2 separate regions of the Homo sapiens genome follow, and region 2 is linked to region 1. A link is a contact called in ENCODE Hi-C or POLR2A ChIA-PET data. All regions are on one chromosome and are shown on one strand. The core of a region is the stretch at or near the end of the contact, and the rest is flanking DNA. Distances in the headings are between cores, read along the strand shown. Region 1 overlaps LINC-PINT (long intergenic non-protein coding RNA, p53 induced transcript). Region 2 overlaps LINC-PINT (long intergenic non-protein coding RNA, p53 induced transcript).

Evidence for each region. A loop is a pair of places that touch in the nucleus more often than their neighbours do. ChIA-PET counts read pairs that join two places held with the same protein, here RNA polymerase II (POLR2A). Pooled maps may share reads with other maps.
Region 2: a pooled map shows a loop between it and region 1 (4-fold over the local background). The contact joins two enhancer-like sites. A Hi-C loop is called at or near these places in 8 of 50 pooled maps. POLR2A ChIA-PET finds 5 or more read pairs at or near these places in 7 of 52 experiments (A673, B cell, OCI-LY7 and 4 more).

The regions. Positions count from the first base shown.
Region 1 is chr7:131,067,095-131,071,297 of GRCh38, forward strand. The region is part of intron 2 of LINC-PINT (long intergenic non-protein coding RNA, p53 induced transcript); the gene reads right to left. Among named protein-coding and RNA genes, the nearest start is that of LINC-PINT, 41 kb to the right of the region's middle. RefSeq lists enhancers at 32-176, 2,887-3,031 and cis regulatory regions at 104, 2,959. Within about 2 kb of position 2,282, at least 21 of the 41 ENCODE cell types and tissues checked have a DNase peak (open chromatin) inside an H3K27ac peak, as active enhancers do; they include B cell, where a contact is called at or near this core.
Region 2 is chr7:130,980,615-130,984,817 of GRCh38, forward strand. LINC-PINT (long intergenic non-protein coding RNA, p53 induced transcript) reads right to left here. Exons shown (of 8, transcript NR_170176.1): 4 at 3,439-3,495. Among named protein-coding and RNA genes, the nearest start is that of LINC00513, 69 kb to the left of the region's middle. Within about 2 kb of position 1,722, at least 6 of the 41 ENCODE cell types and tissues checked have a DNase peak (open chromatin) inside an H3K27ac peak, as active enhancers do; they include B cell, where a contact is called at or near this core.

The DNA.
Region 1 (4,203 bases), core at 1,032-3,531:
CAAATAATCTATTACTACGTGGTGTGGTAAACGCATGGCAGGAGATGTTGTCAGAGATCAGGGAAATCTAAACTGAGAGCTGATGGTGAAGAGTTAGCCAGACGCCTTTGTCTGAAAATAAGAGAAAATCCCAAGCCGACAAAGCCTCACTATCTTCACATAACAAGAAATCCCAACAAAGGATGGCTCAGCAATGCAGTAAGGCCCCCGCCCCAGCTGTCTTTCTGCCCCGCTCCATGTGGCGATGATGCTTGGGCTAGCTCCCTTCATGGCTGCAAGACAGCTGGAGCTTGGCCCACAGTGGGCAGAACTTCTCATCCAACTCTTTTTCACCAGGATGGCAAACCTTTCTGGAAGCCTCCACCAGGCTTCTCTTTATGTCTCAAGGGACAGAACTGGGTCACATGTTCATGCTCAAACCTATCAACTGGCAAGAACAGAACCTTCCTGACAGCCGTGGGCTGTGACTGGGGCCTGAGCCTAGCTTCCCCAGAGCATATGGGTATACAGAGAAGAGTGGATTCTTAAGCAAAGTGGAGGTTCTGCTAGAAAAGAAGAGGGCACTGGAAGGTTACAGGGAAAGCGACCCATGGGATGTGCTGTAGTCATTAAAGTAATATTTCCTTTGTTTAGAAGGAATTTACGCTATTTGGCATTAACAGGAAATGTAAAGAAATAAAAGACCACCTTGTACTTAAGCAACAGCACACACATAGAATTTTAATAGAGAAAAACTAGAAATAAATGAAATTAATATGGTGTAAATTAAATAACACAAAGCTGAAAGATCATAGAGTAATAGAGGTAGATCAGGTTTTTAATAACCAGAGGCAGTTCTGAAAGAAGAGAATTATAAAATGACAGACGCTGCTTTATGTTTAAAGGCACAAAGGTAAAAATTTAGGGGAGACAAGGTAAGTTTACTCAGCCGTAACAGAGACTGCAGAACACTGAGAAAATGCACATGCAAATATAAAGCTCTTGGGGGCATACCCGAGTGTCTGTCTTGAGAGCCAAGGTTTAGCCCAGGTAAAGGCACCCGATATGTATGTCTAGAATGAATGAGTGAATGAATGAATGGAGAGGCTTGGACTTGAAATACTATTTGACAGGAGACTACTAAAGGTTGCTTATCATAGGACACGTGTGACGAAACCATTTCTGATGAAAACTCTTGCTTTCAATACATAGAATGAAGTGGAGGAGTACAAGATATAAAGCGTCATTAGAAGGCTATGAAAGTCATCTGGACATAAAGTAATCAGGGCCTGGACTGGGGACTCAAGAACTAAAAATCAGAAGTGCAATGGAAAAAAGTGGTGGTTATACATCAGTATACCTACTCTGCTTGTTTTATTTACTAAGAATGTCACAAGCATATAAGAAAGTGGTGTTGCACATTTTAGATTCATTTGTTACTGCATTATGAAAAACAGGATGGCATTTTTAATCTAGTTTATCTGATCCTGAATTTTAAGAAGGGTTTACAGCATTTCAACTAGACTACTTACCCTTGGTTTCTTTTCCAATTCCAATAGGAAATCTGCAGGACTCAATCTGATTCCACCAGAATCATGATCTCTGTGGCCTCCTACTGCTAGCTATCTAGAATGGCAGCTTTTGTGTATTTAATACTTAAAACAGTTCTGTAGCAAATTGTTCTATTAATGAAAATAGTAGAGACTCCTTCTGCCCTCTAGTTTTTCTCCCATGTATGTAATAATGACGACCCCAAAAGTAACATCTTAGACATGATTCACAACCAGACCAAATCTATGATTGAGGTAAACAAAATATATACAAAGCTAAGAGTCATTAATTAGATCATTCATGTCTCCAACATCATTTCCTGTAACAATCAATGAGAAGCAATTCACAGATTCCTTCTCAGCTGGGTGCAGTGGCTCATGCCTATAATCGCAGCACTTTGGGAGGCTGAAGTGAGAGGATCGCTTGGGGCTAGGAGTTCGAGACCAGCGTGGGGAACATAGCAAGACCCTCCTCCCAACCCCCCCCCCCACCCATCTCCATTATTTTTAAAAAGGTATTTTTAAAAAAAGAAAGAAAGAAAAACAATTCTTTCTGTTTTAACTATTGTTTGCACATATCTTATATACCATGTGGTCTTCATTTCACCCCTGGCACCTTTACTTACCTACTCTGCTTCTTCATGACTGGTCACGGTAAAAGCTAATTAGTGCTTCTGCCTGTCAGAAGACTCATTCTTGACAGTTCTTGCTGACAAGCAGTCTTAGTCACAAACAAATAGGGCTTCACGTTCAGCCAGACTCTAAGTCTCACCGTCCCTCTGGGAGGCAGCAGAGAGTTCCAGCTAACTCGAGAAAAGACAACACAGCCAGAGAGGATGGCTGCCTGCAGGCTGACAACGCTGTTTCAGAGCACCCTAACACTTTCGACACAAGTAGATTACACCGGGGGAAGAGTTTAGGGATGAACACGGGAAAAGTACATAAAATCTAAGCAAACAAACAAAGCCCTCCTCCAAAAAAAAAAAAAAAAAAAAAAAGAAAAGAAAAGAATTATTAACACCAGGGAAAACAAAAAGTTGTGCTGGAAAGAAAAGGCAACCATAGATTATATAACTCAGCTGGGAATAATGTTTTCAAAGTCCTAACAATGTAAATGCTGAATTATTCAAAATGTAATTATAATGAAAAGAAAAGGGCTATGCACATGGGGTGGGGGTGCATAAGATAAATTCTCCTGGCCGGGGCGGTGCCTCACGCCTGTAATCCCAGCACTTTGGGAGGCCGAGGCGGGCAGATCACGAGGTCAGGGGATCGAGACCGTCCTGGCTAACACGGTGAAACCCCGTCTCTACTAAAAATACAAAAAAAATTAGCCGGCGCGGTGGCGGGCACCTGTAATCTCAGCTACTCGGGAGGCTGACGTAGGAGAATGGCATGAACCTGGAAGGCGGAGCTTGCAGTGAGCCGAGATGGCGCCACTGCACTCCAGCCTGGGGTACAGAGCAAGACTCCATCTCAAAAAAAAAAAAAAAAAAAAAAAAGATAAATTCTCCTTTATCATGAGAGGTCAAAGGTAATGCCTAACACTGAAAAAGTAAGAAGAGGATAGAGCAATGCCTGTTTAGAGAGCTGGAGGTAAACAAGCAGAACAATCCGCTCTAAGAGTTGAGCTCAGAGAGCAAGGGATGGGGCAGGAGTGACAGCGGGGAGACTGCTGGTCTTTGTAACAAGCCTTGTACCTAACAAGCTCTTGGAATATGCGGGTTGTGTGCATGTACAACTTTAGAGTTAAATTAACACTAGTTTAAAAGTGGCCAAGTAGAGACTAGAACCCAGAGTTGCTTAGTTTAGTGCTTGTGCCACTGTATAATACCCTTTATAAAAAATTACATATATTTTCCACTCTTGAATATAGAGAAAACAATGATATTTTATCAAAACAATGTAATGTACTATTGTTCTTGTCAAGGGTATTGTGTTTTCATTTCATGGACAAAGAAAAAAATCAAATATTCAGCAGTTGAATTGCAGACATACCAGTCTATAATAGGGGCAGGGAAAAACACAATATTCTTGAGTAAGACCTTCTCTGTTAAGGGGCACTCTTTTATTACAGAAACACATAAACACACACAATAAAATACAATGAGGTATCTCAGCACTTTGGGAGGCCAAGGTGGGCGAATCACTTGAGGTCAGGAGTTTGAGACTAGCCTGGCCAACATGGTGAAACCCTGTCTATAATAAAAATAAAAAAATCAGCCGGGCACAGTAGCGGGCACCTGTGTTCCCAGCTACTCGGGAGGCTGAGGCATGAGAATCGCTTGAACCCAGGAGGCGAAGGTTGCAGTGAGCCGAGATCACGCCATTGCACTCCAGCCTGGGTGACAGAGTGAGACTACATCTCTATACAAAAAAAAACCAAAAAACAACAACAACAAAAAACAATGAAGTAAGCACCATAACACTTCCTTGCCCTGCCTTGGTTTCCGCATTTTTTTTTTTTTTTTTTTGGTTTTTTTGAGACGGAGTCTTGCTCTGTCGCCCAGGCTGCAGTGCAGTGGCGCGATCTCGGCTCACTGCAAGCTCCGCCTCCCGGGTTCACGCCATTCTCCTGCCTCAGCCTCCCAAGTAGCTGGGACTACAGGCGCCCGCCACCACACCCGGCTAATTTTTTTTTTTTTTTTTTTGTATTTTTAGTAGAGACGGGGTT
Region 2 (4,203 bases), core at 472-2,971, 87 kb before region 1:
TATGGATCATTAAAAATAATCTTAGAAAATTAAAAAAGAAATCAAAATGAAATCCTAGAGAGTGACTTTTTCAAATAATTTTGACAGATACACTGCGGCATCCACCAGCCTTCAAGTCTGCTTTATTATCTTCTCACAATCCTTTCAAACTCTGGATACCACAAAACAAAGTAATCCGAATTGTGCTATGTGCTTTAAAAATAACTGTAAATAATTAAAAGTAATTGTAAAATATAGGAAAATGTTAATCTACAATACTAATATTCGACTAAATTTTTGGTGAATCTGTTATATTTAAGGATACAGAAAGGCTTCGTTAATCATAATTGAAATCAGGACATAGTCAAAGAATCAAATGAGCAACTTCAACTTGGCTTCAATAACAAAACATTTAGAAACTTCTACAACTACCAACTACTCCAATGAGATCTTTTCAAAGCAGGAAATTGGGATACAATATCTTGTTTATTGCCTGTTAGCTTTAGAAACAGCCCTCAAAGATAGGTCAATGTTGGTTTAGTTTTGTTTAAAAGAACAATTTTGCAATTATAATCTTTAAAATTTGTCATATTTATGGAGAAATCTTAGATGTATGTACATAATTGCAATTCCTTTATAAACTTGCATCTGAAATCAGTGAGAATTTTGCTAAGACAAGGATGGTACAGAATCACTGTGATAATCTAACTAGAGTTTCAAAGTAAAGAAGCAATAGATTTCAGATTTTGTCTTTTTCCAGCACTAGCTTTATAGCTAGCACCAACCATACCTCTCACATAAGAAACCAAGCTGCAAACCTACACCAGTTAAAAATTAAGTTCTGCTACCATTTGATACAGCCATCCCACTACTGGGTATATATCACCCCAAAATCAAATCATTATATAAAAAGATACCTGCACTCGTATGTTTATCACAGCACTATTCACTAGAGCAAAGTTATGGAATCCACCTAAGTGTCCATCAACTGATGACTGGATGAAGAAAATGTGGTGATATATACAATGGACTACTACTCAGACATAAAAAATGAAATAATGTCTTCTACTGCAACATAGATGGAACTAGAGGTCATTATTTTAAGTGAAAAAATTCAGAAGTGAGTAGTCAAATACTACATGTTCTCAATGATAAGTGGAGCTAAATATGTGTGCACGTGGACATAACAGTGTGGAATAACAATCACTGGAGACTTGGAAGGGTGAGACAGTGGGAGGCGGGTAAGGCATGAGAAATTATTTAATGGGTACAATGTACACTATTCAGGTGATGGTTACACTAAAAGCTCAGGCTTCACTACTACACAATATATCCATGTAACAAAACTGCACTTGTACCTTTCAAATTTATACAAATAAAAAAATTCAGTTCTCATTTATCTTGGAAGAGTGAATTATCATTTCCAAAAGTTTTAAATGGATCTGAACCTTTATTTAACTGTCATTTTTCAGTCTCATTAAAAAATACATGAAGGTGAGGACTCAGGTTTTACCATGAAATCCTTTTCCCCTACTAGATTGCAGCTCCTTAAACTGGGTTATAATGTATGACTACATTTCAATTAATTAGATGTTGAGCTAAATGCTAAAAATGCTTGAAGAGATTAGGTAGATGACTTCAACACATTCCAATATACAAGCTCACTTGCACACTATGAAAGTTTAAGGTACTAAAAAATGACAAGGTGATTCAGCACAGAAAAACAATGCAACACTACACTTGGGCCAGCAGATGTCTCTCTACAACCCATGGCACCAACCAAGAGATAACCAGGTATCTAACAGCACAGAAGGATTGATCTTATTCGAAACGGTAAACAAAAGCATTCTTAGGTATTGATCAGGAGGAGAAGAATGTTCAAGTTCAGACAGAAAGTTGAGAAGGGAACAGTAGGTGAGAAAATAGAAACAGAAGCTTATTACAAAAGGAAGGAGAGAGCTCGGCCCATAAAGAATAAAGTTAAGGCAGGTTTGAGGCATTTTTAGGGGTAAAAAAATGCTGTAGAAGTTACTGAAGAATACAGGGAGAAGGGCAAGAAACCATGCGTCCCTACCATAGCACTGAAATACTGCAAGCTTGTCAAAGGACAACCGACTGACTAGCAGGTTAAGAAATCCACTTTGCTGGTTATGATGAACAATAAAAAGAGAGAAAAAGGGAAAAGAAAAAGTGATAGAATTAAAAAACTCTATCCCAGCTTGCATAAAGTAAGCTTCAGGAAACCACATACCCACATGTACAAATATGTGTGCTGGGCCCTAAGGTAACAGGTATTTCCTCCTGGGGGTTCTAATAAAAAGGTCTGAAAGCCATGGAGATATTCAGTGCACCCCCAGTGCCCCACCTCTCCCTCAAGCTAATAATGCCAGCTGCAAGACCTCCAAAACAGAAACATAACTGTCAAAGGTAATATCCCAAAATCCCCGAAGGAAGACATGGTAAAACATACATCATCATATTTAAAATAAACTATGTAAATTATGAAGCAGAAGTCAGGGCCGAGGAAGATGCAACATAAACTCCATGAGAGAAAAGTCTAACTACCAGATGCAACTCTCAGCCCCATCTCTGGCATCTTTTCCCACCCTGAATAAAGGGATGCTGAGGGGCTGAAGGGGAGCTGGCAGGAGAGACAGCAAGGCTGGGGACGAGGCGGATAGCAGGACATACAGCATCTATCTGGGCAGGAATTGGTGAAGATCCAGAGAGATGGGAGTGGAGTGAGGAGAAAGATAACCCATTCAATGTCAAATCCCATCACCAAGCAGAGGACTGGACACGTAATATGCCCCTTACTAACGTTTGCTGAAGGTGTCAGTAGGTCTCAGCAATGCCAACAATTTTATTACAATTACAGGAAGTTAGTGCCTAAGCAGGCATGATAGTTTGGAGCTTCTTATTCCAAGGTTATCACCTGCCATCATCAGAAAATGGGAGTGCTGCTGCTTTTAACTCTATCCTCACCATCTTTAGTAACTGTCAGCCATTTCAGTAGCCACCTGGAAGCTATGCTATGCTCCCCTGGAACTACGTCTTCAAGAATTTCAAAGAAGTTTGTTTGGTTTCAAACTGGAAACCAATCTGACACTTAGAAGGTCAAAGACAAAAATGAATGGGTGCTCAAGGACTTAGGGTGCTCAAAGATTAAGACGTTTCAAAGAGGTTTTAAGTTACGTTTCTCAGAGCCAGGACAACAGACTATACAGAGGCCACGTCAGAACTTACCAATGATGTTCGCACTTGCCTTAGGAGGAGAGTTTGCTTTTGTTGGGTATTTTTGGTTTGTATAATTGGTTTATTTGGGGCTTACGTATATTTAAAAGAACTTTATAACAGCAAACACCTACATACTATTTACTATGTGCTATGTACTATTCTAGGCCTTTACAAATATTAACTTATTTAATAAATGTATATAGAACTACTAATCTCAGTTACCTGTTCAGTGGTTTATTCTGCTTCACTAAAAGTATCTCCGTTTCTTCCATTTTCCTCCTGCAAAATAGGAGGAGAATATCGTTAGTGAGTAGGTACAAATGCACACAAAATGTTTTACATTATTATTTGCTATTTTCCAAACTCAGAGTGCCAAAAGGGCTTCACTGAACTTTAGCCAATTATTTCACCTGCCTAATTTTACTGAGTTCCTAAATAGAATCTTAAGAAGACATAATTACTACATACACAGATAATAAGAGATTTGAAAAACAAATAACTTGTGGCTTCAAAAGAAATTAAGGTGACACAATAAAAAGTTAGATGCACAGGGAAACAGAGTAAGATTCTCTTGGACTTTGAATCCTTCTACATTTGATACGACTTTTCAAACCACACTCCCTCTGCAGTTCTTTTTCAGGTGGGCAGTATGTTTCCTCACTAGGTGAAATAATTGCTGTTCTAAAGATAGAAACAATTGGTGGATTTGATTTTAAAGATTTACTGAAAATTTTTAAAAAATGATAATGGAAAGCATTTGTTAAAAAAAAGAGGTTATTTCCCAGAAAAGGTAATTGTTCATCATCTCTGGCAGGTGACATTTACCTTTGGGAACTCATGAGTGTCTAGGTTCTGTCCCTGAAATCTCTGGCTCCAAAAGTCTCTCTCACTAAGGTGCCAGAGATGATCATGTTGATTAATACTGATTCATGCTAACAAAGCTCACAAGAGACTGATAAAGCCAAAATGGCAAAGTATTGACTTATA